2 separate regions of the Homo sapiens genome follow, and region 1 is linked to region 2. A link is a loop called in an ENCODE intact Hi-C map of the cell type or tissue named here. Cell type or tissue: tibial artery. All regions are shown on one strand. Each heading gives the region's core, and the rest is flanking DNA. Links, peaks and the distances in the headings are about the cores only.

Region 1 (2,913 bases), core at 320-2,819, 260 kb after region 2:
GAAAACAGAGACAATGCTAGAGTAACAGGTTTAGTTGCCAAAGGATTTCTCTCTACCCATCTCAGCAAGAGAGAATCAGGTCTCCTGAGATTAATTGGTTTTATTTAATTAATTTATTTTTTAAGATGGAGTCTCAGTCTGTCACCCAGGCTGGAGTGCAGTGGTGCGATCTCGGCTCACTGCAATCTCCGCCTCCCAGGTTCAGGTGATCCTGCCTTAGCCTCCCGAGTAGCTGGGACTACAGGCACACACACCACCAAACCTGGCTAATTTTTGTATTTTTTTAGTGGAGTCGGGGTTTCACCATGTTGTCCAGGCTCCTCTTGAACTCCTGACCTCAAGTGATCTGCTTGCCTCCGCCTCCCCTGAGTGCTGGGATTACAGGTGTGAGCCACCGTGCTTAATAAGTTTTAACTAAGTATTCCAGGCACAAAAAGTAGAGAGAGAAAGAGATAACAGTCAAATTAATCACCTCTAATTCTGAAATTCACACCTGATCTAGCTCTCATAGAGAAATGCTGGTCCTCAACCCTGGTCACATATCAGAATCATCTGGGAAATATTTAAAACACAAAAATGTTTTGAACAAATTCAATAATAAATCTCTGTAACTATAGGCCTCATGGAACCTATCACTTCTTCCTTTTGCTATTTTAATAAAAGATCTCAGTTTTAGAAACAATTCAGGGGTCGATTTTGGCTGTATTTGGACATTCCAAAAGTTAAAGTAATTGGTCTAGGGACATCTGAATAAGGACATCCTTTTATATTATAAAAGAACATTCTTTGGTAGTATAAGGACATCCTTGTATAATCTACCTAGGATATTCATTCAGTAATGAAGAATTTTTGACTTTTGGCCTGGCCTGTGCTAGAGTTGACCACCTTAAACTGTTAACAAAATGCAGATCCCATCAGTGAAGGTCCTGTGACAGCAAGCAAGTGTGTCGGGGGAATAACTTGCAGGAAAGATACAGGTTGATTCACAGAAAGAAAAGAATATCAGATTTTCTTTGTGATGCTCCCACTGGAATGACTTAATATGCCAATCTTTGAAACAATAATTGTGCTAGGGAAGGGGCTAAAGTGATTAACATTCCCAACTACCCCAAAGTAAGGAAAGAAATGCAAAACAGGCAAAATTAACAGGTGTGTATGCCGGGCACGGTGGCTCATGCCTGTAATCCCAGCACTTTGGGAGGCCGAAGTGGGTGGATCACCTGAGATTGGGAGTTCGAGACCAGCCTGACCAACATGGAGAAACCCCATCTCTACTAAAAAATGCAAAATTACCTGGGCGTGGTGGCACATACCTGTAATCCCAGCTACTCCGGAGGCTGAGGCAGGAGAATCACTTGAACCCAGGAGGTGGAGGTTGCAGTGAGCCGAGATCGCACCATTGCACTCCAGCCGTGGTAACAAGAGCGTAACTCCCTCTCAAAAATAAAACAAACAAACAAACAAAAAACAGGTAGTGCTATGTAAATGCTTAAACAGTTGGGGTAAGTTATTGCCACACTAGGCTGGCTGGTGGACTGATCCGGTAATTCTCCCTATTAAGTGACATGTTACTGAATAGGCCAGAGCAAAGGTGATTTGGCATCCTCTGTCGTTATTTGCAAACTTGGATCTCAATTCAGGAGCTAAGACCATGTACTTGGGTCAGGCAGCAAGCATGAGCCCGCCTGACTCTAAGTTCTTGGCTGCCACCTGGTGGTAATGTTGAAGGAACACACCACTCCCATCAACAGATTAATGTGGATGGAAGGGACTCCACTCAATACTTCATCTGGTTGCTGAGACAGGAACTGAAAATATAAACGATGATTTTTAAGGGGCACTGCTCTACAAATATGTGTAGTTCCCTTGCTAATGAAGAAAGAGAAACCCTACTCCATCATCAAGAGGCGTCCTCTGGGCCCTTCCAGCATTTATCTACATCCCGTGTGCAGCTGGTTGAACTGGGTCCCCCACCCCAAGAGATGTCTTCATCCTAGAATCTGTGAATGTGACCTTATTTGGAAAAAAGGATCGGCCAGGCACGGTGGCTCATGCCTGCTGTAATCACAGCATTTTGGGAGGCCAAGGCAGGAGGATTGCTTGTGCCCAGGAGTTTGAGACCAGCAATATAGCGAGACTCCATTTCTAAAAAAAAAATAAAAATTAGCCAGGCATGGTGGCCCACACCTGTAGTCCCAGCTACTCAGGAGGCTGAGTTGGGAGGATCACCTAAGTCCAGGAGATTGAGGCTCCATGAGCTATGATCATACCACACTGTACTCCAGCCTGGGCGACAGAGTGAGACTCTGTCTTAAAAAAGAAGAGGGGAGGGGAGGGGAGGGAAGGAGAGGGGAAGGGAGGGAAGGGGAGGAAGGGGAGGGGAGGGGATCTTCGCAGATGTGATTAAGAATCTCCAGATGAGATCATCTTGGATGATCTCAGCCCAAATTAAATGACAAGTGTCCTGATAAGAGACACACAGAGATGAGAGAGAGAAGAAATGCAATGTGAAGACAGAGGTGGAGATTGGAACAATGCAGCCAAAAGCCAGGGAATGCCTGGAGCCACCAGGAGCTAGAAGAAGCAAGGATGAGTTCTCCATGAGGGCCTCCAGAGGGGGCATAGTCCTGTGGACACTTCAGCCTCCAGAATGGCAAGAAAAATAATTTCTGTTGTGTTAAGTCACCAAGTTTATAGTATTTTTTTTTTTTTTTGAGATAGAGTCTCACTCTGTTGCCCAGGCTAGAGTACAGTGGTGCGATCTCGGCTCACTCCAACCTCTGCCTCCCGGGTTCAAGTGATTCTCCTGCCTCAGCCTCCCGAGTAACTGAAATTACAGGTGTGTGCCACCATGCTTGGCTAATTTTTGTATTTTTAGTAGAGGCGGGGTTTTGCCATGTTGGCCAGGCTGGT
Region 2 (2,913 bases), core at 197-2,696:
AAAAGTGTCTGCACTCTCCAGCAGCCTACTGATGAAGTGTACAGGTTCCTGAATCCAGTTGTTCAGGTTCAAATCCCGGTCCCGTCATTTATTAGCTCTGTGACTTCAGGCAGGTTGCTTAACCTCTTTGAGCCTCTGTTTCTTCACACCAAGGATAACACAACCAACAGAAAGGCAGGGAGTCTTATTCCAAATACGCAGGTATCCACCTTTTGATTGGGTTCCCCAGTGATTCCAGGCATCTTTTGGCTAAGGTTTCTGGAACCTTCTGTTTGGAGCAGAAATTGGAGCATCATACTGGCTACTGCCATTTGCTGTGCGGATAAGTTTGCAGAGGCCCTCAGCCATCATGCTCGCTCTCTCTCATTACACTGCATTTTCTCCTTTGTAACATCTACTATGATCCAGAATTACCTAGTAAATTTATTTACTCATTTATTATCCATATCTCTCCCCTGGATTTAAGCTCCATGAAATCACAGACCCCATCTAGCTCATGACTATCGATTCCCATAGCATAGCATCAGGCACACAGCAGGTGCTCAATACACCTGTGGCTAAACGAACAAATGAACGGATGAACGAATGAATTGCCCTTATCTAGATGCTTCTCACCTCAGCCTTCCCAAAGTTTCTCCGTATCCCTGCTTTGCAAAAAAGGAAACTGAACCCTCTGGGGTGGAAATGACCCAAAGTCACAGGGCAGTGGCTGGTACACAGGTCTGACTAACTCAAAACCCCACGTGTCACCCCCTTCCAGGAAGGTGTAGACAGAAGCACCAAAAAGGGGTTAGGGGCAGGAGCTTTGGGTCTGTCCAGCCCAAGTTCCATTCTAGCACTCCTTGGGCAAGTCACTTAACCTGAGGCTCGGTGTCCTCATCCACAACATGATGATGATACCATTAACATGTTCTTCATCAGAGTGAGAGTCTCAGGACGATTAAGCCTACTTTGCACAGCGCTGGGCACAGAGCAGGCCCTCAATAAATGGCAGCTGTTGTTCATTACTACTTCTACTGCAAGCTTTTCATTTTTTTTTTTTTTTTTAATTTTTAGTAGAGACAAGGTCTCACAATGTTGCCCAGGCTGGCCTCGAACTCCAGAGCTCAAGCGATCCTCCCGCTTACGCCTCCCAAAGCACTGGGATCACAGGCGTGCACCACCATGCCAGGCCTACTATGTCCTTTCCAAAAACCACACGGGGCTGGCCTCTTTGCCCAGCTCACCATTTTCTCTCTCATTTCACTCCCTCCTTCTCTCTGCCACCTCCACAGAGAAGCATCCCAGCACCCAAGCAAACCCCTTCCGCTCTGTTTCACTCCCCCCAGGCGGAGCCCACGCGTGGGGTCTTGTGCGCGTGGTCCCGCGGCAGCCCACAGCCCTCTGCTCTCCGTTTCAGGCTGTGCACCCCGGCTGTCCGCACTCCCGGGCCTCAGTCCTCCCCAGCCGCCCCCTCCACCCACCTGCATGCCTGTGGCACGAGTGGGCACACGTGTTCCCGTCGCATGTGGAGCCCGCACCTGTGGGAGGAGAGCCAGCCCGGGCTGCCGCCGCGGCGGCTGAATCAGGACAGCAAATCTCGCCACCCCCTCACTCCTTAATCCGTTGCAATCTGGCTTCCTCCCTACGCTGCCCGAAGCTGCCCTAGCCGGGGTCGCTGATGATTCCCACGCACCAAGTCCAGCATCTTCTCTACGGTCTGGTCCGGGTGTGTCGCTTGGGAACGTCTGATTTTCATGACCACCACCCCACCAGCACTCCCTCCGCTAACTCCCTCCTCCTCGGACCCTGCCTGCTCCCCTCGGTGCCTTCCCCACTCCATTGTGGGCCCTTCCTGTCCAGATTCTCTCACTCCCACACCTTTCCGCCCAAAGAGCATTTATGGAGCTCTTGCCCTGTGCAGAACGTTGCTGGCCTTGAAGGGGAGCAGGCGGACCCTGAAGGAGGCGGTGAGCTCCTACAGTGGGGGCTCAGACTGCAGCTTCGGTGGCCTGCAATCCGTTCCCAGCTCCTGGCCAGGTGCAGTGGCTCAGCCTATAATCTCAGCACTTTAGGAAGTTGAGGCAGGATTGCTTGAGCCCAAGAGTTCGACACCAACCTTTAAATTGTTTGCCTTTAAATTTCATTAAATTAAATTTCTTTTAAATACAAAAAATCCTGGGCTTAAGCAATCCAGGAGGCCAATTGGCCCTGCTAATTTCATTTAAATTTTTCGTTGAGATGGGTCTTGCTGCGAGACCCTAACCCTAACCTAACCCTAACCCTAACTATCTCTGCGAGACCCCATCTCTACAAAACATTAAAATGAAATTAGCCGGGCATGGTGACAGCCGTGGTCCTAACTACTTGGGAGGCTGAGGCAGGAGGATCACTTGAGCCCAGGAGTTTGATACGAGCCTGGGAACATAGCGAGACCCCTGTGTCTATGAAAAAATGTAAATGAAATTAGCACGGCATGGTGGCCTCGCCTGTAGTCCTGGCTTCTCAGGAGGCTGAGGTGGAAGGATGGTTTGAGCCCAGGAATTCAAGGCTGCAGTGAGCTATGGTCCCACCACTGCACTTCAGCCTGGGTGACAGAGTGAGATCCTGTCTCTAAAAATGAATTTTTTTTTTTTTTAATCCTAGTTCTGCTGCCTTGTTAGCTGTGTGTCTTTGGGCAGATAGCTTACCCTCGCTGGGTCTCAGTTACCCCTTGGAAAACGAGGATCACCGTGGGATTTGCGTGAATGCCTGTGAAGTGTTTAGCACTGTGGTTTGCATGACTGCCTCACCCTACTCTATTTTCTGCACAGCAGCCAGAATGATCTTGAAACATAAATTAGATCTCGGCAGCTGCTCGCCTAAAACCTCTTCAAAGGTTTCTCGTTGCCCTTAGCATAAAATCCAGGCTCTGCACGATGTTTACAAGTCCCT

Evidence for each region. A loop is a pair of places that touch in the nucleus more often than their neighbours do. Peaks named below come from ENCODE experiments on the same cell type or tissue, not always from the same donor. Only the 100,000 strongest peaks of a DNase experiment are listed, where the experiment ranks them.
Region 1: a loop joins it to region 2, with 7 times the contacts of the local background. A loop is called at or near these places in 88 of 110 quality-filtered maps.

Annotation. Positions count from the first base shown.
Region 1 is chr16:10,508,051-10,510,963 of GRCh38, forward strand. No RefSeq gene overlaps it. Among named protein-coding and RNA genes, the nearest start is that of LINC01290, 19 kb to the right of the region's middle. RefSeq lists an enhancer at 1,769-1,858. In tibial artery, for the core only: a CTCF peak has its summit at 1,724 (motif pointing left); no DNase peak of the experiment used is centred there.
Region 2 is chr16:10,250,851-10,253,763 of GRCh38, forward strand. LOC105371078 (a long non-coding RNA gene) reads right to left here and starts at 1,793. Exons shown (of 3, transcript XR_001752077.1): 1 at 1,464-1,793. In tibial artery, for the core only: no CTCF peak of the experiment used is centred there; no DNase peak of the experiment used is centred there; H3K27me3 peaks cover 2,160 bases.